3 separate regions of the Homo sapiens genome follow, and all the other regions are linked to region 1. The links are chromatin loops, found by intact Hi-C in ENCODE. Cell type or tissue: ovary. All regions are shown on one strand.

Region 1 (8,000 bases):
AAAAGATAAAAGCCCATCTGAAGAATGGATAGACAAGATATGGTATATCCACACAATGGAATAATATTTGGCAATTTAAAAAAAAGGAATGAACCACTGACACATTACAACGTGGATAATCCTTGAAAATCTGATGTTATGGCCAGGCGCAGTGGCTCATGCCTGTAATCGCAGCACTTTGGGAGGCCGAGGTAGGTGGATCACCTACCTCGGTGGATCACCTGAGCTCAGGAGTTTCAGACCAGCCTGGCCAACATGGTGAAACCCTGTCTCTACTAAAAATACAAAAATTAGTCGGGCATGGTGGTGGGCGCCTGTAATTTTAGCTACTCAAGAGGCTGAGACGTGAGAATTGCTTGAATCCAGGAGGCAGAGGTTGCAGTGAGCCAAGATCGCGCACTGCACTACAGCCTGGGTGACAGAGTAAGACTTTGCCTCAAAAAAAAAAAAAAAAAAAAACTGTGGTTACGTGAAAGCAGCCAGACACAAAGGACCACATATTGTAGCTTTGATGTAAAATGTTCAGAAAAGACAAATTTAGAGACAGAAAGTAGATTGCGGTTGCCAGTGCTGGAGCGTTAGGAATGAGGAGTGACTGCTAATAATGGCTCTGGGGTCTCCTTCAGGGGTAATAAAAATATTTTGGGACTAAACAGAGGCAATAGTACAGCAATTGTGAACGTATTATCCTCAATGTCATGGAATTATACACTTCAATATGCTTAATTTTATGCGATGGGAGTGATACTAAGATTTTTCTTTTTTTTTTTTTTTTTTCAAGGAAAGTGCACAATCTTTTGAGGCCTCACACAGATGGTGGTGTGAAAGGGTCAAGGCTGTGGAGGCCTGCTAGAGGGCCGAGTTCCATTTCCCCTTAGAGTGAGTGCAGGGTCAGCCTCTCAGGGCTCGGGGGCTTCAGTGGCCCTGCCTCGGAGAGCTCCAGCCAATGGCCATGTCACGCGTGAGGCAGCTGAGGGGCCAGGGCAGCAGAGCAAGGTCTGTTGCCAGGAACTGACTGCCCTGCCTCCCAGCAGCAGGTCAGAGGTGGGGCATCTGGGACAGGTGGCCACAGCAGCCTGGAGACATCGCAGAAGGAGACCTTCCGTAGAACACCAGGAGCCCAGCAGTGAGGGGCTACAGGACCAGGACCCAGGGTGAACCAGGACCCAGGGTGACCCAGGACCCAGGGTGAACCAGGACCCAGGGTGAACCAGGAGGGTGAAAGGCCAGGTACTGCCCAGCTAAGGGCTGCAGCAGGCACCGCCTGCTAGGAGAGTCGCAAAGGACATCCACACAAGTGACCACAAGCTCAAAGTCAACTTGAAACATGGGCCACAGATCGCCTGAAGCCAGCTTACCCCCTTGGGACACAGAACAGCCCCCAAAGACGTCCATGACCTAATCCCCAGAACCTGCGCATATGTTACCTGACACGGCAAGAGGGACTTCGCATATGCGACTGAGTTAAGGACTTTGAAATGAGGCGATTATCCTGGATTACCCAGGTGGGCCCCAGGCAATCACAGCAATCCTAATGGGGGAAGACAGGAGGCTCAGGGTTGGGAGGAGACCGCGATGGAAGTAGGGAAGCAGGTGGGGGCAGGAGGCACTGGACAGTGCCACGCTACCGCCCTGAAGATGGAAGAGGGAAGGGAATCTCCTCTAGAGCCTCCACAGAGGACACCATGCTGCTGACCCCTTGATTTTAGGCTTCTGATTGCGGGACTGTAAGAACACATTAACGTGTCTTCAGCCACTGAGTTTTTGGGTCATTTCTCATAGCACCAATGGGAAGCCAACATCTCACCCCACTGGGCAAGTGAAAACTTCCCGTGCCCTATCCCTCCTTCCGAGCCGGAAGGGGGTCACAAATCAGGCGGTCAGACACCAAAAATAAAAATATAGGTGGCCAGGTACAGTGGCTCACGCCTGTAATCCCAGCACTTTGGGAGGCCGAGGCGAGCAGATCACAATGTCAGGAGTTCGAAACCAGCCTGGCCAACATGGTGAAACCCTGTCTCTACTAAAAAACAAAAATTAGCCAGGGGCGGTGATGCACTCCTGTAATCCCAGCTACTCAGGAGGCTGAAAAAGGAGAATTGCTTGAACCCGGGAGGCAGAGTTTGCAGTGGGCCAAAATCACGCCACTGCACTCCAGCCTGAGTGACAGAGCCAGACTCCAACTCAAAAAAAAAAAAAAAAAAAATAGAGGATAGTGGCCAGGTGCAGTGGCTCCCAATGCTTTGGGAGACCAAGGCAGGAGGATTGCTTTAGTCCAGAAGTTCAAGACCAGTCTGGAGAACATATTGAGACCTTGTATCTTAGACAAAAATTAGCCTGGCATGGTGGTGCATGAATTTTAAATTCATGAATAGCCTGTGGCCCCAGCTACTTGGGAGGCTAAGATAGGAGGATCACTTGAGCCTACGAGGTCAAGGCTGCAGTGAGCTATGATCGTACCACTGTACTCCAGCCTCGGCAACAGAGTGAGATCCTGTCAAAAAAAAAAAAAAAAAAGCCCAGCTAAGTTTGAGTTTCAAATACTTTTTTTTTAGTAGAAAAAGACCCCAATATTGCATGAGATGTAATTATACTAAAAAAGTGTTCACTCTTTATCTGAAATGCAAACTTAGCTTGGCATCCTGTTATCTGGCAATCCTCATCAAAAACAGCAGCTACATGGAAGGAGGGTAGCAGGGAAGAGAAAAACCACAGTCCCTGCTGCCCCAGTAGGCTCTTGGGGGCATGGGGGAAAGCTAATGGTAAGTCAGCATCCACATTTTACTACCTGGGACCGAACATTTTAAATTCATGAATAGAGACTGCTTTTGATCTAAAGTGGTACCAGGAACTAATTCCCTAGGAATAGTCAAAAAAAAAAAAAAAAAATCACGGGAAAGGTCTGGGCTTTTCATAGCGTAGAAAGAAGGGACAAGAGGGCAGCCCTCTTCCCGCGTTCCCACTGAGCAGGTTTGAGGGGCAGCAGGAAACAAGGCTGACTGCATTGTGGCACCCCTCCAGGCTGCCTTGGACGAGTTAAGATGGGATCCGTCAGCTTGGTCCCTAACCCCAGGTAAAGATGGAACAGATGCTGGCTGTGACCAGGAGTCCTGAATTTGCCTTGCACCATTTCCCTCCACCGGACTGGGAGCCACTGCGGGGCAGGAAGCTGCCTTTTCCATTTCCCAAGACCGGAATCAATCACAGCGGCTCATCGCATCATGCATCCTCTGCAATGGTTCCTTCCTTTCCAGGGAGGTTGGTCACGGCCAATGCTGTCCTGTGTCCACCAGGTGGCGCTCGCGATCACCGCAAAACACATGGCTACCGTGATGGTTTTTAAATAAGAAATCTTACAATGGTTTTAGACATAAAGGACTGTTGAGAATATGATAGAGAGTTCGTGTGCGACCCGCACCCTGTTCCACTGCGCCTTAACATCTGACATGACTCTGGTCCATCTGTCACCATGAAGGAGCCAATTCATATATGAGTAAGTCACCTGCATTTTATTCACTCTTCCTTCGTGTTTGCCTAATGTCCTTTTCTACCCCAGGTCCCACGAGACATTTAGCCATCAGGTGTCCCCAGGCTGCTCCTGGCTCTCGCGGTTGCTCAGACTCTTTGTTTCTGATGCTCTTGACAATTTGAGGAGTCCTGGTCAGGGATTCAGTCAAGTGTCCCCCACTATTGTGATTTAGCTGATGGTCTCCTCGTGATTGGACGGGGGTATGGGTCTGGGAGACAGACCCCAGAGGTGAAGTGGCCCTTCTCGTCACATCGTTTCAAGGGCCAGAACTATCAGTGTGGCTCACGGCCGTCGATGTCGCCCTTGAGTACCTGGCTGAGGTGGCACCTGTCCGCCTCTCCTGCTATGAGGCTGCCCTTCCACTCCCCTTCTATTCTGTACTCTTGGATCATTTTTTGGCTTTTGGAAACCATTTCCTGAACGCTTGGCCATTGGAGCACTGAGTTCGGTTAGGACAGTGGAGGTAGGGGTGAGAATTGGGGGACAGGGTGCTGGTCACATGGTGTGAGAACAAAGTGGAAACTTACAACCAGGGGGAAGGGCCCAGCGGTTTTCAAAGTTAGGGCACCCAATAGTAACTTAGGGTTCTTGCCTCTTCCCACCTCTGAATTACCCAGGTAAAACTTAAGTCAGGATCCTTTCAGAGGTGATAGGAAATGTGATCTGAGAGGCCAAAATAGATGCCCCTGTATCAGCTAAGATGGACCATAAGGTTAAGGAAACAAAGTTACCTGTGGTTCCAGTGTTCAAGGTTCAGGGCCCAGCTGGCATGGGAAATTAATTAATTTTTTTCTTTTTTGAGACAGAGTCTCACTGTCATCCAGGCTGGAGTACAATGGCGTGCTCTCGGCTCACTGCAACCTCCGCCTCCCAGGTTCAAGCAATTCTCCCACCTCAAACTCCTGAGTAGCTGGGATTATAGGCATGCGCCACCACACCCAGCTAATTTTTGTATTTGTGGTAGAGACGGGGTTTCACAATGTTGGCCAGGCTGGTCTCAAACTCCTGACCTCGTGATCAGCCCGCCTCAGCCTCCCAAAGTCCTGGGTTTACAGGTGTGAGCCACCACACCTGGCCCAATTTATTTATTTGACACCCCGGCTGGAGTGCAGTGGCGCGATCTTGGCTCAGTGCAACCTCTGCCTCCTGGGCTGAAGCGATTCTCCCACCTCAGCCTCCCAAGAATCTGGGATTACAGGCATGTGCCACCATACCTGGCTAATTTTTATATTTTTTGTACAGACAGGGTTTCATCATGTTGCCCAGGCTAGTCTCGAACTCCTGACCTCACGTGATCTGCCCACCTCAGCTTCCCAAAGTGCTGGTATTACAGGCATGAGCCACTGCACCTGGCCTGGCATGGCAAATTTTAAAATCCCTATGGCGGCAAGAAAAAAAAAAACACATTTGCAAAACACCCTAATAATTGGAGCTATCAGGCAAATTATCCTAACTCTGATTTACAATCCCAACCGCTACAACTCTGACCGGACGAAGGAATGGACTTACATTCTTTTCCCATAAGTAATTACAGACCTTAAGCCTGTTTCGGCGGCTTACAGAAGCTACCCACAGACTGTGTGCCCTACAGTTCACCTTTTCACACAAAGAGCCAAGTTCCACCTCTCTTTAATGCTAACCTCACTCCAACGTGAACATGTGATATACGTTATATGTATGTCACATGTGTTTACCCACTGCCCATGCACTCGGCTCCCTTCATAAATATATATCACTTCCTCCCGAACCTGCTGAATATGTACAACTATTGTGGGCTACAGGCCCTGTTAGGCATAAAACCCAGCCTGTTCCTCCCCTCTTGGAAGAGGGGTTACCTTTGGCACACACTGGAGACCGTCTCTTCCAGTTTGCAAACTGATACCCCCGCCAAGCTCTCCTTTCTACCATTTAGCCACCCTGGCGGTCTTTCGGATAACAAGAAAAATCCAGGAAAAGGCAGCAAAGGAAAAGCAGCGTCCAAAAGGCTGAGGGAGACTGTCACCCTGTCCTCTAAGTGCCACCAAGACACAGAGCCTGAGCGCAGGGACGTCATGTGTATGTCCCTTGCACCTGGGCCTGGTCTGGCCCGCAGCCGGGGCTCAAGAAACAGCTGCTCACCGAGAGTGGTGGCTCACACCTGGAATCCCAGCACTTTGGGAGGCCAAGATGGGAGGATCACTTGAGCCCAGGATTTCAAGACCAGCCTGGGCAACACAGGGAGGTCCCTCAACCCTACAAAGAGTCAAAAATTAGCTGGGCGTGGTGGCCCACGTCTCTGGTCCCAGCTACTCGGGAGGCTGGGGAGGGAAGATTGCTTGAGCCTAGGATGTAGAGGCTAAAGCGAGTTGTGATTGTGTCACCACACTTCAGCCTGGGTGACAGAGCCAGTCAAAAAAAAAAAAAAAAGAAAGAAAGAAAGAAAAAGAAATGGCTACCGAATGAACAAATGGTCGGTTGGTTGCTCCTGCCCCACTCAGTTCCCCCAGGTAAAATGGATCCTGCCTCTCACCTACTTTAAAACCCTTCCACGACTGCCCACCACCCTAGGCTGCCCTCTCACTCAGCCCCCACCATCTGGGCCTGGTCTCTCCCCACATGCAGGGCCCAGCTCGACTCCTTCACCCCGACCTTTCCATGGTCCTCTCTCCCCACGCGCACGGCCCAGCTCAACTCCTTCACCCGGGCCTTTCCACTTTGCCTGGAACACGTGTCCCCATGTTCTTCCCTCCCTCATCCTTCAGGTGTCCCCAAGATCTTCCTGCCCACTCTCCACCCCACCTTGGCTTACGTGGCCCGCAGCCCAGAACTGGGATGAAAATAATGGGGGTGGAGGGAGGTGATGTTCTTTGACGACAGTACAGGCTTCAAGGACAGTGGAGAAGCCTGATCTGGGGGAGGATGGTGTGGGGAAAGACCCCGTGGGTGAGCCACGAGGCTAAGGAGGGGTCGTGGGGGAGGGTTATGCCCCATCCAAAAGCCCCACCAACTTAAATTCTGCAGCTGATTTCTGCCGCTGCTGTCTTGCCACTGCACAGGAACCCCAGGCTCAGAGCTCCTGTCACTTTATCTTGGGCACCAGGCACCCTGCAGAGGTAGCTTCATCCTGGGCCTCTCACAAAACGTTGCTTTTGCAGTAAGAGTCGCTGTGAGTTCAACCCACGGTTCTCACTGCGCTAAGGCTCTGTTTCTGCTTTTGTGGTACACAGGTCTTTTTCTTCTTCTAACACCATAAAAGGTGACAAAATCTCCTAGTTGCTGAAGTCCTCTGTGCACACACTCGGCTGGGGAGCCTTTGTGGCTTAGTGGAGCGAGGCTTGTGGGGCCGCCTGCTTACCTGGGTCCCTGCCTCTGCAGGGATTGCCTTATATGGTGAACAGGCCCAGTGACAACGTGCAGCCAGGGCTGGTGACGGAAGTCCTCAGTTTCGAAAGAGGCTTTGCACGGATCTTTACAGAAGGTCTGGCCTCCAAGCAGGCAGGCAGGCAGCAAGCCACCTTTCCAGAAGTCACCAGGCATCGAGGGCAACCAGGGAGTCGGTGCCCAGACTAAATGCAGACAGGTCATTCTGCTTCCTGCCCAGCAGTTCAAAGGAGAAGACATGGCCAGGAATGGACTGTTTCGCGGAGATGAACAGAGGGAGGCAGCAGGGCTTTCTAACACTAGGTACAACCAGATGAAGCTGCCGTTTGGGATTGTAAACATGATTAATACAGGTAGATGTGGTCCAGGCTCACAATCACCCGCCCATGGGCCAGGCCCATGCTAAGTGCCGAACACGCAGCATCCCACTTAACCCTGGCAGCCAGCACTCTGGGATAGGCACTGTCATTCTTCGCACTTAACAGATACACAAACTGAGGCTCCAAGCAGGACAGTAGCTTCTCTACCAGGCAACCGGTCCATGGCAGAGACAGTGCAGGCCTCCTGCAATCCCAGCTCAAGAAGGCTGTGCTGGGGCAGGGAGCAAGGGACATGGCTGTCTGACACTGTGGCCTCGGGCCACACCCGCTGCTTGAATGTCTCGGGTCCAAACCTAGATGTGCTATAAGCGTGAAAGACGCAGCAGTGTTCAAAGACTTGGTTGATTTTTTTAAATTTTAAAATCTCACATTTTAAACTACTATTTTATGGCCAGGAGCAGTGGCTCAAGCCTATAATCCCAGCACTTTGGGAGGCCAACGCAGGCAGATCACCCAAGGTCAGGAGTTCGAGACCAGCCTGGCCAACATGGCGAAATCCTGTCTCTACTAAAAATACAAAAATTAGCCAAGAGTGGTGGTGGGCATCTGTGGTCCCAGCTACTCTGGAGGCTGAGGCAGGAGAATCGCTTGAGCCCAAGAGGTTGAGGTTGCAGTGAGCCGAGACTGCACCACTGCACTCTAGCCTGGGCAACAGAGTAAGACTCCATCTCAAAAAAATAAACTACTATTTAGAAATAATTATAGATTCAACAGAAAGTTGCAAAGACAGT
Region 2 (8,000 bases), 210 kb after region 1:
AGAATTCTTCTTCCGTAGATGAGAGATTAACAAATAGAGCGTACTGAGGAATTATTCTTCTGTAAATGAAAGATTACAACTGTGGCCATTGGTCTTCAAGAGCTTTGATTATGGTACTGCTTCATCTGCTTTACATAGATTGTGCATAACAATTTTTAAAAAGTCAACCTTATTGAAGTATAATTTAATACAATAAATGTACCCATTTTAAGTTTGCAGTTCGAGGTTTTTTGTCTTTGTTTTTCAGACGAGGTCTTGCTCTGTCTCCCAGGCTGGAGTGCAGTGGTGTGATCATAGCTCACTGCAGCCTTGACCTCCTGGGTTCAAGCCATCCTCCTGCCTCAGCCCTCCCAAGTAACTGGGACTACAGGCATGTGCCACCAAGTCTGGCTTTGTTTTGTTTTGTTTTGTTTTAGAGATTGAGTCTTGCTCTGTTGCCAGGCTGGAGTGCAGTGGCGCGATCACAGCTCACTGCAACCTCCGCCTCCCGGGTTCAAGCAATTCTCCTGCCTCAGCCTCTCGAGTAGCTGGGACTACAGGCACACGCCGCCACACCTGGCTAATTTTTTGTGTTTTCATAGAGACAGGGTTTCACCGTGTTGCCTAGGCTGATCTTGAACTCCTCTCAAGTGATCCTCTCACCTTGGCCTCCCAAAGTGCTGGAATTACAGGCTGGGAGCCATCACGCCCAGCCCAGTTTGAGTTTTGACAGATGTATACACCAAAGTAGTAACTACTACCACACTCCATATATAGAACATTTCCATTGCTCAGAGAGTTTCTTCATGCCCCTTTGCCATGAATCCCCACCTTGTCCAGGCAGCTAGTGGTCTGCTTCTGTCACTATAGGCTAAGAAAGTTTGCCTTTTCTAGAATTACATTGGCCCAGAATTACACAAACTGTACTCTTTTGTTTGGTTACCTTCACCTGACCCAACTATTTAGATTTAGCCATGTTGAGTGTTGAGTTCCAGCCTTTTCAGTACTGGGTAGTATTCCTTTGTGGATGTCCCACAGTTTGCTTGTCTCTTTCCTCTTGATAGACATTTTTGTTGTTCCCACTGTTTGAATCTGCTGTTCACATTCATGTACAAGTGTCTGTGTGGACATAGGTTTTCATTTCTTGTGGGTAAAATGTGGTAAGCGTATATTCTATTCTGTAAGAAACTGCAAGGCTTTTTCAAAGCGGCCATGCCGTTTTCTATCTGCACCAGCAGTGTATGAGAATGCTTCTTCTCTGTCCTCACCAACATTTGATATTGTCAGTCTTCTTTTTTTGAGACAGAGTCTCACTCTGTCTCCCAGGCTGGAGTGCAGTGGTGTGATCTTGGCTCACTGAAACCTTCACCTCCCAGGTTTAAGCAGTTCTCCTGCTAGCCTCCCGAGTAGCTGGGATTACAGGCAGACTCCCCCACGCCCAGCTAATTTTTGTATTTTTAGTAGAGATGGAGTTTCACCATGTTGGCCAGTCTCGAACTCCCTAACCTCAAGTGATTTGTCCGCCTCGGCCTCCCAAAGTGCTGGGATTACAGGTGTGAGCCACTGCGTCCGGCTCAGTCGTCTTAATTTTATAGTACATCAATTTAAATGATAATTTTTTGTCCCTAGGAACATGAGTTCCTGTCATTGACAGCAAAGTGAAACTGAGTACAAATAGGTGGTTCTTAGTGAAATGTGCCCAGAAAGACAGTTTGAGCAGAAAGGAGGGACCAAGAAATACAGGATGCATGCCTGCTTCACACTGGAAACCGGTGGTCTTATTTGAGGGTCAAAGATGGGGGGTGGGGAATAAAGTCGATTTTAAAAGGATTGACCGGCTCCGATACCTTCTGATCACATCCAGGGTTTTTTTTTTTTTGGCCTTTTTTCCCCCTTATACACTTAAGATTTTGAAAAGTGGTTTCTCTTTAGCTTGGGAAATGGATCACATGGTAATTGTTAATGATTTTTCTTTAGGTCAAAATAGGTGTTCCTTTAAAGTGTTCTGTGAAGCTTAATTCACTTACGTTGAATAAGTCTTATATTTTAAAATATAAGTTTAAGTGTTATACTTTAAAAATAAGTGTTATTTCTTGATTGTATTTATTTGAAGATTATATTTGAGAATGAAAGATGTACTCCTAGCTGGAACATCTCTGGTGATAATAAAAACATGAGAATAAAAACCATTCAGAGTGATCAAGTTAAGACTGTCAGCCCACTGACGCCTGGGAAGTCACAATGATTGCTATGTAGTTTGGAGAAATTATTCCTTATCCTTAGATAAGCTTTTTATTTGTGTGGGTTTTTTCATCTTCCTCTTCCTGAATTCATTTGTTCAACAAAGCTATTTTGAGCACCTACTCTATGCCAAGTCTACTGCATTAACTTCTGGCTAAACAAAGATGGATCTAACTCGATTCTTGTACTTTAAAGAAATCAGCTTTATGGAGGTATAACGTATGTGCGGTGAATTTCACCCATTTAAAGTGTATATTTCCATGAATTTTAACAGATGTATTCATTTGTGTAATCACCTCCACAATCAAGACACCAGTTCTGTCATTCCCCAGAATGACATTGAGCCCCCTTGCAGCCTCTTCTTTTGTTCGTCCTTGGCCCCAGCAAAGATAGAACTGCTTCTGTTACAGTTTCTTTTTTATTGGTTTCATCTTCCATTTCTTTTTTTCTTAAGGTCAGCACCAAGGTGATTGTAATGAATATGAAAGTTGGTGGAATCTTGAACTTCTACTAGGGCTATCCCAGATAAAGTTGACTGAATTTACTCCCTAATTTATCTGCTGTGTTTCATACAATAGCAATTTTACACAGGAAGTTATTCAATAATGAGGGCTATCTATATTACCTTGCTATTTAGTACTAGTTAAGAGCAAAGCGAGTTAAAATTTAATGGCCATTTTGTAATACAGTTCTAATATAGACACAGGACTGGAAAGTTGGTAAAAGTGGGTTTCTGTTAAGTGAATCATGTTTTCTAATTTGGAGATTCAATCTGAATTCAATCTAAAATTTCTGAAGGAAATTTTAGCTCGGAATCTCCATGAAAGCACTTAATATACAGCCAACCTGTTAAAAACCATACTTTGAGAGGTAAAATGATTACTTTTTGATAGCACTTTAATAGTAGAAATAGAATATACAAACAGGGAAGTAGACACTCAATTGCAGTACTTTGACATTTGAGTTTCAAGGAGAGAGGCTGCCTGTGAGAGTGACTTTGTGATAGTTTGTCTACTTTGTTCGCTTCTCAGGACCTCTTTGCCCCAAGAAAGTAAAGCAAAATTTTGCTATAGCCCTATTAGTGAGGGAACAAAACTTCTCTTCCTCCTTCTTCCTTTGTCTGCTTCTGCCATTTGTAACACTTAGTTCAGCTTGCAGTTGGCTTGCACTGTAATAAAACTGTAAATGTCACCATGCCCTGACCCCTGTGTGTGTTGTGTTCAAAGTTTTACTCTCGTAGTCTCGCATAGTTGAGTGTGGATTGTTGATGCTCAGTGCATATTGTTAAATTGGCGAACTTCCTGGTGTGCATTCACTAGTTGATGATAGTGTCATCTCCAGATGTCCTCAGAACCACCCACACCACCTTCTGAAGTTGAAAGCACACAATGATTGTTCAGTAGATATCAGCTAGCACCCATAACTTACTGGGCTTTGATTCATAAAGCCTAGTAAAGAAATTAAAATTTTTATTTTGATATAAGTACTGACCTTTTTTAAAACTTTATTGAGATATAATTCACATGCTGTGGAGTTTGTGTATTTGAATAAATATGCATTTCAGTGGTTTTTAGTGTATTCACAAAGTTTTGCAGCTAACACCGTAGTCCATTTTAGAACATTTCATCATCCCCAAAAGAAAGCTCATGTTCATTAGCAGTCACCGCCTCCCGCTCCCCCATTCTCCTCTCCTCCCAGCCCTTGGCAACCATGATCTTTCTGTGTCTGGTAATTTGCCTATTCTTGGCATTTCATATGAATGGAAGAAACAATTTATGGCTCTTTGTGTGTGGCTTTAACTTAGTATAATGTTTTCAAAGTCATCCTGTTGTAGCATGCATTAGTCTGATGACATTTTCTTTTTCTTTTTCTCTTTCTTTTCTTTTTTCTTTTTTGAGACGGAGTTTTGCTCTTGTTACCCGGGCTGGAGTGCAAATGGCACGATTTCCGCTCACTGCAACCTCTGCCTGCTGGGTTCAAGCAATTCTCCTGCCTCAGCCTCCTGAGTAGCTGAGATTAGAGGCGCCTGCCACCATGCCCGGCTAATTTTTTTTTGTGTTTTTAGTAGAGACAGGGTTTCACCATGTTGGCAGTCTGTTCTCTGACTCCTGACCTCAGGTGATCCACCCGCCTCGGCCCCCCAGAGTGCTGGGATTACAGGTGTGAGCCACCGTGCCCGGCCTGTCTGACGACATTTTCAAACCCGTGTTTCTTAATCCTTTTTAGATCCAAGAGATCCTTTTGGAGATGGGAAGAATTTTAGAAGTTGTCTGGTCCAACATACCTTCATTTTGTAGATGAGATTAAGGCTTTAATCATGCCAAACAGTCTATTGCTCTTTTCATGTTTCCCCAAATTGAGCTTATTTGGATCAGGAGAAGAGGGAGAATACTTTATACTTCTCAGCTTCTTGTGTATTTGACTGTGACCTGGTTATACCATTTGCCACTGTGAGGCTTAGCTGTGCATCTGTGAATGGGAGATTGTTCTTAGAGATTGGTCATAGTTGTCCACCTGCCTCGGAAACTGCAGGTACAAATGCAGCAGCAAAGTATTTACATTCTTACTTCAGGGCTGATCTCCTATTTCTATCAGTCCTTTTGAAGGCAGAGAATGTTAATTTGGAACAACCTGCATATTTATTCAAATTTCCAGAGAGATGAAACTTTCAGAATGCTGTGCTGCAGCGCCCCCTAGTGCCGTGCTGTACTGATAGTCCCCAGCGTCTCCTGAAGCCGAAAGTGGCGTTTCCCGCAGTTCCGGCGGGAGAGCTGTAGCCAGCAGGTTGTGCAAGTGAACATTAGACATCTTTTCTCCTTCTCGCCTTCCTTGGGCTGAGATGGAGGAATGTGTCTTTATTGCTGAGGGCAAGGTCTTTGTTTTTCCTTTAGCAGGAACACTGGTTTTCCCACTTCGTCTAAACCTTTGCCCAGGGTTTCTCAACTCAGGCCCCCTGAGGGCCGTAGTGGCCTCCACACACCTCCAGAAGGTAAACTGAGCCAGCTTAGCCAACAGGCTATGCTTCAGGGAGGAAGGTGTCTTTTGTTCCCATCCCTGCTGTGGTGTGGGCTTGCCCCCCTTTTCTCGAAGTGTTTCTTGTATATTTTTTTCCACATCCTCTTGAGAAAGGATCAGAAAGTAAAGATGTGAACAGTGAGAGTTTTGAAAGCCCGGGATGGAGGCCGGATGGGATATGAGGGGAAGTGGTGGAGGGGAATAAATAGCTTCTCTAGTTCACAGTCTTACTTCCCCTAAAAAGGGGAAGAAATGCCTGAAGCCCTTGTACTTTGCTCCCCCGAATCGCAGGCATTTCTGTGCCGTCCCGCCCCTGGGCATTTCCTATGCAACCACAGGACGCGGGAAAGGAGCGTTTGTTACTGCTTTCTGATACCTCCTTTTGACCCCAGTGTTCTGACTCTGGCAGAGTTGCTGAAACCTTAGGGGGCTTCCCAGTCTTTCCTGATGGTATTTGGTGTAGCTGTGGGAAGGGCAGAGTTAGCCGCAGCAGTGTCACAGTTTCTGTGGTGTGGCATGGCTGACAGGGCCTCCAGGTACCTGCTTTTATTTTAATGACAGCCACCAATATGTCCTAAGCTCTGCACTTTCTTTGAAATTACAAGAAACGATGAACTTACTCGTGCTTTTTAGTCTCCCGTGTGAACTGAATTGTTCTGTATTTTATCTTGCTCTGTTATGGGCAAAACTAATTCATGTCATCAGTGGCATTTCCCTCTTCACTAGGTTGTAAATCCTGTGAAGTCAGACACAGCGTTATTTTCATCTTTATTTTACCCAAACACCTACAATTTTCCCCCCTCATGTGACAGCCTTTGAAATAAGTTAATCTTCCAGAGGAGAGAAAACACTAAACAGTCAAACATAAGGAGAGGGTAAAGGTTTTCCTCATAACCTCACAATTTTCAGTGTTAGCTTTAAAAAAACAAACAAACAAACAAACAAACAAACAAAAACTCTTTATTTGCAAATAGTTTGAAACTTGAAAAGTTGCGGAAAGAAAAATAGTACAAAGAATCCCCAGATGGTCCTTTACCCAGATCCACCTGTTGTTAAGATTAAATCCATTTGCTTAATCATTTGTGTGTGCTGGAATTCTCTGTCTGCAAATACACACTCATACGGATACACATACAGACACACAGACATGGGCTAACAAATGCAAATATACAGACATACAATATTTTTCCAAACCCTTTGAGATTTCAGGGAAGATTACATACACTGTAGCCACTTAATCCTAAATTCTTGAATGTGTATTTCCTAAGAATAGGCATATTCTCTTAAATAACCACAGTAATACGTTACCACTTTCACAAATTTACATTGATGCAGTACTTTTTTCTAACCTGTCCATATTCTAATTTTGGGAGTTGACCATATAATGTCCTTTCTAGAATTTTCCCTTCCAGCACAGGATCCAGTCTAGGGTCAGGAAATGTATTTAGTTATCATGTCTCTAGCTTTTTGTAGTCTGGAAGTTTCCCACAGCCTTTCAGGATATTGACTTTTTTGAACAGCAGTTTCTCCTCCCCTCTTTTGATAACATTCCTCATTTTACCAAACACCTAAAATAACATTTGATTGGAAGTTAGGAAGGCTTTTGGAGAAGGAGATGGTGAAACCAGAACATTTTAATAGCAGTTGGCTGTCCTGAATTTCTGTGATAAACTTTTTGGTGTCACAAACATGCCTTGCTTCAACATTTAGTCAGATATCATTTTAGTTAAATAATTGTCACTCACTGGTATTTGCTATAAATATATTGAATAAATTGAATAAATAATTGAAATATATTGAATAAATATTTGGCCTTTTTTACTTTTTTTTTTTCTCGCTGTTGCCCAGGCTGGAGTTCAGTGGTGCGATCTCGGCTCACTGCAACCTCTGCCTCCCCGGTTCAAGCGATTCCCCTGCCTCAGCCTCCCGGGTAGCTGGGACTACAAGCATGTGCCACCACGCCCGGCTAATTTTTGTATTTTTAATAGAGACGGGGTTTAGCCAGGATGGTCTCAATCTCCTGACCTCGTGATCCGCCTGCCTCGGCCTCCCAAAGTGCTGGGATTACAGGCGTGAGCCACCGTGTCCGGCCTCCTTTTGTAGTTTTATCAAAATTATAATTTATGTCCGTCCACTCACTGGTATTTGCTACTGAATAAGTATTTGGCCATTTTCCCTTTTTGTAGTTTTATCAGCATATGCAAAAATTACCTTTTTTCCTCCCAATAAAGTTGTCATATTCTGTTTTATAAGCAGCACCTCTTCTTTTTTCTTTTTTTTGAGACGGAGTCTTCCTCTGTCATTCAGGCTGGAGTGTAGTGGCACCATCTTGGCTCACTGCAGCCTCCGCCTTCCAGGTTCACGTAATTCTTCTGCATCAGCCTCCCAAGTAGCTGGGATTACAGGCACCCACCACCATGCCTGGCTAATTTTTGTATTTTTAGTGGAGGTGGATTTCACCATTTTGGCTGGGCTGGTCTTGAACTCCTGAAGTCAAGTGATCTGCTCGCCTCGGCTTCTGGAAGTGACGAGATTACAAGCGTGAGCCACCGTGTCTGGCCAAGCAACACTTTGTCTTTTGGAATAGTGTTGATAATAAATGCTTCTTCATTGTAGTGCTTTGAATGATGCATATGATTTTGTTAAATACAAAAATGATGTCTTAACCTTCACATTTGTATGGATTATTTTATCACATCATTCATAATCCATGTTTGAATGGTTACCATGCCAGCTTACTTTGCCAAGAAAGAAATATTTATCGT
Region 3 (8,000 bases), 230 kb after region 1:
GGAGTGCAGAGTGCAATCACAATTCACTGCAACTTTGACCCCCCGCCCCGCCTCAGGGGGGTTCTCATGCTTCAGCCCCTGAATAGCTGGGATTACAGGTGTGTGCTGCCAGGCCCGGGTGGTGTGTGTGTGTGTGTGTGTGTGTGTGTGTGTGTGTGTGTGGTGTGTGTGTTTTTAAGTAAGGGGATTTTGTATTTTTTCCCACATCACACTGATGTAACCATACGTTTTAGTTGCTACAGGTTTTCTCAAGTGTGTACACATGTGGATGGGTGGGTACCTGTTTGCAAGTGAGTAGACAAAAACTTGAGTTTTCATGTGATAGGAAAGTGAAAAGTGCACCGTATTTCAAGTCTGAAGGCCTGGGGTCGCTTCAGTTCTGCCACTTCCACAGGCTCGGAGGGTTTGGGCACGTTCTTTCCTTTTGGGCCTCCCATTTCTTTTCTCTTTCTTTTGTTTTTTAAATTGAAAAAATGCAGAATGCTTATTCACGTCACAGAAATGTTGGGAAATCAGCTAATGTATGGTCCGATAACTAGTGAGTAACAGATGTTAGTAGAAATGGATGAAAAGGGTACAGATGGTAAGTTATGCCAAACCTTTTATTCACAGAAGACGTGACTGTGTCTCATGAAAATGAGCTCAAGCTTCAGAACTCGTAGTGTGTGTGGGCTTATTTGGGCTTTTCTGTTTTTCTTATTTTTTAACATACGGTGAAGTTTGGAGGGGTATAAAAAGAGTTTATCAAAATCACAGTAACCTGCAAAAGGGAAATGCAGGCTAATTAACATAATCGGATGGAGTTGTTTTCCCCAATCTTCAGGAATCTGAATTATAATAGCACATGATTACACAGGAACTCACTTTCATGGGGCGGCATGTGGTTGGGCCTGTGGGTGTGTGAGTGGCGAGGGCGTGTCACTTGGACCTGTGGGTGTGTGAGTGGCGAGGGCGTGTCACTTGGACCTGTGGGTGTGTGAGTGGCGAGGGCGTGTCACTTGGACCTGTGGGTGTGTGAGTGGCGAGGGGAGGGCGTGTCACTTCTACAGCACAGTTTGGCCTTTTATCTCTCAGGTAACATAATTGCCGCTCAAACATGCAGTGTTTCTACCATGTGGCTGTGGCATGAGTTACAATCTAGTCGAATTTTTCATATGCTTTTTCTCCGTTGTTAGGAGCTTGATAAAATATTGTTTTCTCTACTTGGGGCCATGAATTGAAAAACCAAAATTAAGAAATGTGGGATGTTAAGATGAAAGAGCATTCTGCCTTCCTGCAGAAGCGCCTCCTGCCAGCGGAGGGCTGCTTTGTCTTTTAGTTTGCTTGCTTGGCAGCTTGCCACTGGCAAGATAAGGTGGCTAGTAATTTAGTGGCATCAGGAGAAACGAATTCAGGTGAAAGGTAGCTGGCATCTTTTCTAGAGTTGTGCTCCAGTGATTTAAAAATTATTTTCTCCAGTGGAAAAAATGCAGTCACCTTATTTAATAAGCATGTTTAAACCTCAGTCGTAATCCTGTTATTTATGTTCAGAAAGAAAGAGAAAATGCTCACCATTCTTTAGTTTCCAGAATCTCAGCTTTGGAAGTAGCACACATCCCAACCATGACTGAGTCAATAAGCCCCCGATGACATAGTGTTGGCAGTGGGCAGTGTGTGTGGTGTGGGTGTGTGTGGGTACTCATGGAGAGTAGAGAGTAGAGACAGTTCTTAATTTGGTGTGTTTTCTTTTTTGAGAGGGAGTCTCGCTCTCTCGCCCAGGCTGGACTGCAGGGGCGTGATCTCGGCTCACTGCAAGCTCCGCCTCCCGGGTTCACACCATTCTCCTGCCTCAGCCTCCCGAGTAGCTGGGACTACAGGCGTCCGCCACCTCGCCCGGCTAATTTTTTGTGGTTTTAGTAGAGGCGGGGTTTCACCGGGTTAGCCAGGATGGTCTTGATCTCCTGACCTCGTGGTCTGCCCGCCTCGGCTTCCCAAAGTGCTGGGATTACAGGCGTGAGCCACCACGCCCGGCCTAATTTGGTATCTTAATGGGATTTTAAAGGAGGGCTTTGTGGTTCAGGAGAGTCTTTGAGACGGAAAGCAGAACACACAGGTAGCCCAGAGGGAGACTTCAGAACATGACCTTCCTATAGCCACGGGCCCAGGTATCCTTTTCACAAGGCCGCAGCACTGTTTTCACACTGTGCGTTTAGCATAACTATTAATAGATGACAGTTTTTTCCCTTGCTCACTTTGCATTTGTCTAGGGAATTTTATGTCTTTGCTTTGATTTTTGAACTTTGTATTCTTACAAATAGTTATATAGTTAATGAGTGAACTTCGAACCATCCTGGCACTTTTATTCTGTTGTGTATTTAGATACCCAGTTACCACAGACTAAGTGCATCTGATGTGTGAGGGAGGTTTGCTGAATGAAAGGTGCTGTGTGCCTGTGGAATAAAACACACACATTTCCACAGTGCCACAACCCATCTGGCATTCCTGCAGGTGCGCTCTTTTATCAGCTTAGCAAATCAAAGTAAGTGTGTTGAGCATGCTTACTGAAGGTGGCAGTGTCATCTGGGAGTTTGCTGGTGGTCGTCTCACCAGATCCCTGCTGTGCCTCTTACTGGCAGTGTCACCTGCTGGCACTGTCACCTGGCTTCCTCATCTGAAGCTGGCAGTGTCGCCTGGCTTCCTCATCTGTCAGAGGGCCACAGTAACAGGACCTCCTCCCCAGAGTTGTTGAGGAGCAGGATGTGTGCCTGGCACACCCTGAGTGCCCAGTCAGTGCCACCTGGTGTCACTGGTCCAGCCTTTCCAGCCTCTCCACCCTCAGTCAGCGCCACCTGGCATTACCGGCCCCGCCTCTCCACTTGGCTTGTCCTCAGCGTCATCTGTGTATTTTTCCCGATTGCTGGGGTTTTCTTCTGCATGTTGTGGGAGTGGCTGGGAGTTGAGTGAGTGTTCACACCCCGTGGTTGAATGTTGAGGAAGGGGACAGCCGGAAGATGGTGAGCAGGGTTCTAACAGCTCTCTGCCTTGTGAAGTGGATGGGTGAAGAGGTCCCTTCTCTGAATTGTGCGTCTTCCCAGCCTGCTGCAGTCTCTCGGGTCTGGAGGTTTCCTTCAGCATTCTCTCTTCCCCGAGCAGAACAGAATACTGGGAAGTGTGAAGAGAACATTGATATAATAGTGATGAAACTGTTTTGACTCAGAAAAAGATGATTTCTTGATGTTACAATAAATTTTGTGTAAAAATAGAGTGATTCAAAACACTTTTCATGCCTCAAAATAACACAGCTTTCTGTCACCAGGGGGCATCCTAGTGTCATTAACAGAAAAAGAGGGCATTCTATGTATCAGTTTCTAAACTGTCTTCTTTGACCACAGAGGGTTTTGAACGAGATGGAGGCTTCCTGAGACACACATGGCCGCTGTGTCCACTGCCCTTATAGACCCACCTCTCTGCTCCAGGTGCCTGCCAGCATCAATGCTGGTGTGTGGAATGGTCTTTGCCTTGCGGGTGCCAAGGCTAGTGTAGCCCATCTCAGCATACAGAATGCTTTCTTCTGGGTGTCAACGTGATGCGTACTAGGTTGCCCCCTGGTGGTGGAGATAAGTGCAGCTGTCAACTCCTGAAGGTGTTGGCTTCTTTTGAATTGCCCTGTGTTTTCCTGTTTGTCATAATTCTCTGGGAAGAGAACTTACTGCGTTACTAGCAGAGAGAAGCTTTTATTGCTGTGATTATTGAATTGGTGTGCTGAGATCTCATTGGAGAACTCAGCTGAGGAAGCCAATCAAGCAGCAGCTCTCATACAGTATTGGGCATGAGACTTACCTAGGAGCCTCTGAACTTTGCGGCCCTAGGGCCGTTCCTGCACTGGCCTTTGTACTGCAGTGAACAGACTTTGGGAAGTGCTGCACCAGAATGTCTTTTTGTTCTTTTGTTCTGCCCTCAGGTAGCAGTTTATCTCTCTGCTTACCTTACCCCTTTTCTTCCTAAACCTTTTTTTTTTTTTTGAGACAGAGTCTTGTGCTGTTGCCCAGGCTGGAGTGCAGTGGCACTATCTCGGCTCACTGCAAGCTCCGCCTCCCGGGTTCACGCCATTCTCCTGCCTCAGCCTCCTGAGTAGCTGGGACTACAGGCACCCACCACCATGCCCGGCTAATTTTTTGTATTTTTTAGTAGAGACAGGGTTTGTTTTTTTTTTGTTTTGTTTTGTTTTGGTTTTTGAGACAAAGTCTTGCTCTATTGCCCAGGCTGGAGTGCAGTGGCGCGATCTCGGCTCACTGCAACCTCCATCCCCCAGGTTCAAACGATTCTCCTGCCTTAGCCTCCCAAGTAGCTGGGATTACAGGTGCCTGCCACCACGCCCAGCTGATTTTTTGTATTTTTAGTAGAGATGGGGTTTCACCATGTTGGCCAGACTGGTCTAGAACTCCTGACCTCAAGTGATTCACCCACCTCAGCCTCCCTCATTGCTGGGATTACAGGCATGAGCCACCATGCCCTGCCCCTTCCTAAACTTTCTTACACCCAATGTGTCCATTGGAAGCATTTCCAACTCTTAAATAAATGTTATGGAATAGCTAGGAAGAAGAAAAATTTAAGTTATTTTTGAGATAACCTTTCAGCTTTTTACAAAGAAGTCAGACAGTTCCCATTCTGCTTTCTGTCTGCCAAACAAGGAATGTGACTTCTAGCTGTTAATGTAGTTAATTAAGGCACTGTGTTAAAAAGGGAGCTGCAGTCACCAGGCTTTTTGTTTATAGTGCGCTTTCCTCTGCTCTCCGACCATGGACCTGGTCCCAGCCTCTACTGGCTGTGTTGCAATGTAGTGATCGTGAATAAGAGGTGCAGTCAGGAAGAGTCATCTTCGCTAGTGCACAAACAAAAGTGTCTGTGGTCTGGATGGTCAGTCACTGACATCCTGTGGAAAGAAGGATGTATCATAAGCATTTCATTGTAGCTGATTTACATGTCCATTGGAGTTCATTTTTATTCCTTTTGGCTTCATTTTCGGATCTGTTTAATAGTGATAAATATTTGAAAGCATTTCTATTGTGTTTTTTTCGTTAAATGAAGATGATTTAGATTGCACTGACTCTTCATGTATGTTATTCTGCTAGAAGTAACGGCATGCAAAGTTGTATGGATTAAGAGTTTTAATGAATTGTTGCCTTAATTAAATGGTAAGCGTTGGTTTTAACATTTTGTTGAATTAAAATTTGTTTTCTGATTCCTTGTGCAGCTTCCTCCATACAGTGGAACAGTTCTGTGTGGCACACAGGCTGTGGATAAACTACCTGATGGTAAGCTAGTTCTCTCCTTATTTCCCTGAAGGGAATTTGGCCATACGTGCTGGGTGGGCAGGCTACCTGTAAACATTGTTTCCCATTTGAATAAACATTTCTTTGTAGCTTGAAGTTTTTGCTGTAAACTGTAATGTATTTAATTGCTGAATCACTTTGACTAGTGAATTGGTTTTAAAGCGTATCCTGTGCTTCGGAGTGCCAGCCATGTAAGATTTAGTTTAGGAAATGGTTGTTGAGTTCTTTTTTTCCTAACAGTTCTGAGTGCAACAGGTATGTTACTCTTCATCAGCACATGCTGGAGTTGAAGCGAACTTTGGGTCTTGTTGCTAAGCAGCCTGCTGGCTCCAGCGCCAGCTAGCTTCTGAGCCTGTGTTCTTTGTAAACTAAGGGGCAGCTGGCATCTGTTGTTCTTGCAGTTCACATTCATGTCCTGGTCTGTCGCTGACTCTTGGGAACTCAGGTCAACTCTTCACCTCCTGGTCTGTTACTTTTTTGGGTCTCCATCACAGGCACTAAGCTGATTGCCAGAGATGGTGCTTATGGAGATGCAATGATTTTGTATTGCTTAAGTACCCAGCGTTGGAATACCAACAAGGTTGTTTAATTATTGATTGCAGGCTGCCCTTGCACAATTCAAACTTGTCGAGATCATTTTTCAATCTGAATCACTTTAAAGGCCCTTACTGGCCTCCAGGAAACTGATGCCAAACTTTTTCTTTGAGAGTTAGAGGTTTGGATTCCCTGTTCAGTTAGCATGGTCAGACTTATGAAAGGGGTTTTAATTACAATTTAGGCTTCAATAGAAGCCTTGAAAAGACTAACCAAACGTTTTATCTCCAGTAACATCAGGGAGTGATTATATCTAAAATTTTAGATTTATAAGAAATGTGGGAGACCATAAGGGAAAGAGCAGATCTAACAATAGCTTAGGACAAGTAATAAAATGAATGAAGCTTGAGGGACCGGGAAGCCGGGCTGCTCAGCCTCCTGAGCCACCTTTTAATTGGCTGATGTCAACCTCTCAGACATCTGAGTCAGTGGGACTTCCTCTGTCACTGTGTGCTTTGCACGTGGTGAGCATGCTGCTCATGTTGAACCAGTGCTTACAAATGCCCCATGATGTTCCCATGCACATCACTTCTTTGAGTTCACCCTCCTCCCTGTGCAGTGGGCACCACCAGCTCCCCCAGCCTCTGGAGTTCTGCTTCCCCCTCCCTCCTTCCAGCCTGCCTGCCCTTTTCAGTGACTGCTTCTTGGCCCTTTTTCTCCATTCTTTACTCTGTTCCCTCTAAGTCCTGCCTTTTTTCTGCCAAAAACACGACTGGAATCTTGCCACCAGTTTGCACAGTTAGTGACAGGCCTGCTTTTCTCTGCAGCCTTTCTGGGTATCTTGTGTTTCCATGACATTAGTTTCTCTTCCAGTGCCTGTTCGACTGTACAGAGCCTGTGGGCACTGTCATGGACCTGCCTCTCTTTCCAGCCTGCTCAGCTGCTGATGGCAGGATCCATTTCTCTGTGTCTGTCACTGCGCCTGTAGTATCTGGAATGTTGTAAGCCCTCAGTACATTTGTTGGATGAATGGTTTAGGATGCTTTATTCTGCTCCCTCCCACTACCTCCAGCTGCAGCAAGCCCTTTGCAGAGGCACCTCATCGTGGCTTCCCTTTTAGATCTCGGCCTTTTCTATTTTTGTGTTTTTTAATTTTTTTATATTTTAATTTTTGTAGGTACATAATAGGTGTATATATGTATGGGGTACATGAGATATTTTCATACAGGCATACAACAAGTAATAATCACATCAAGGTGAATGGTTGTCCTTCACCTCAAGCACTGCCTGTTTTAGATGTTCCTAAAGCTTGAGATACCACTCCTTCACCCTGCCCTTAGCAATTCAGTGATCCATCAAGTTCCACTGACCTCTCTAGTTTCTGATAGAAGTTGATCACTGTTTCCTGCATCCAGAAGAATCCTTTTTCTAAAGCTATTCACAGCTTTCTCTCCCCTCCCTCCATGTTTTCATTCTCAGTTGTTTGTATTTGTCTCCCTAATAAATGTGAACTCTCTGAGCAGGGCCCTTGTGTCACTAATCTCTGTATATTTCCCTCCCTCGCCCCCTGCCTTGTAGTCCAGTCCTCTCTACTGCATGTACTGCAGTGAGCAGCCTTGGAGAAATGCTGTGTTAGGATTCGTGGTTTTAAGAGCCTCTGCCTGCATTACCTGAGTATTGAGTTTCCATCTTCCTAATGTATTGATTGGGTTGTTGAAGCCAAGCGTGCAGGCCGTCCTGCACTTCGTCTGCCTGGCACATTGGGCTCTGAGCTCTCTGCCATGCGGTGCAAGGCACATGGCGTCCATTGTGAGTGTTCCTCCATAAGAAGAGGAACTGTGCTGGCTAGGAATCTGCCTTCTAGTGAGATGATCAAACATGGTATTGAGTAAATGTTTGATACTAATTATAACATACTGAAATGGTTCTGTTCACGTTACATCACATTCTAGAATGTTTTATGTTCTGATAAGATTGAGAATTGAGATGTGTACAGCACATCTGTGTCTTAGAAATAATCAGTCTTGCATAAGCTGAATGACACAACACGTTCTAGTTTCTAATGTGATTTCACAGCCTTCAAAGGGCAGGCTCCACATGGAGCCTTCCGCCCCAGGCACACCCGTTTCAATCTGGGGAGCCTTGACGGCCCCA

The links. Hi-C counts contacts between places; a loop is a spot of excess contacts. Peaks named below come from ENCODE experiments on the same cell type or tissue, not always from the same donor. Only the 100,000 strongest peaks of a DNase experiment are listed, where the experiment ranks them.
Region 2: it touches region 1 in a loop (7-fold over the local background); 98 of 110 quality-filtered maps call a loop at or near these places.
Region 3: a loop joins it to region 1, with 6 times the contacts of the local background. A loop is called at or near these places in 16 of 110 quality-filtered maps.

Annotation. Positions count from the first base shown.
Region 1 is chr16:84,508,230-84,516,229 of GRCh38, forward strand. It overlaps LOC124903735 (a long non-coding RNA gene), which reads left to right and starts at 2,514. Exons shown (of 2, transcript XR_007065148.1): 1 at 2,514-3,493. RefSeq lists enhancers at 509-578, 1,269-2,068, 3,017-3,066, 3,157-3,216, 3,497-3,626 and 5 more. In ovary, a CTCF peak has its summit at 3,307 (motif pointing right); DNase peaks (open chromatin) are centred at 3,272 and 6,925.
Region 2 is chr16:84,721,302-84,729,301 of GRCh38, forward strand. All of the region lies in intron 1 of USP10 (ubiquitin specific peptidase 10), which reads left to right. LOC124903737 (a long non-coding RNA gene) reads right to left here. Exons shown (of 3, transcript XR_007065154.1): 3 at 6,180-7,753. Among named protein-coding and RNA genes, the nearest start is that of USP10, 25 kb to the left of the region's middle. RefSeq lists enhancers at 4,762-5,056, 5,181-5,230, 5,456-5,956. In ovary, a CTCF peak has its summit at 4,907 (motif pointing left); DNase peaks (open chromatin) are centred at 3,903, 4,940 and 5,480.
Region 3 is chr16:84,735,076-84,743,075 of GRCh38, forward strand. USP10 (ubiquitin specific peptidase 10) reads left to right here. Exons shown (of 14, transcript NM_005153.3): 3 at 5,234-5,294. Among named protein-coding and RNA genes, the nearest start is that of USP10, 39 kb to the left of the region's middle. RefSeq lists enhancers at 356-1,321, 1,322-2,287, 3,617-3,666 and a silencer at 4,628-4,922. In ovary, a CTCF peak has its summit at 3,582 (motif pointing left); DNase peaks (open chromatin) are centred at 3,566 and 4,798.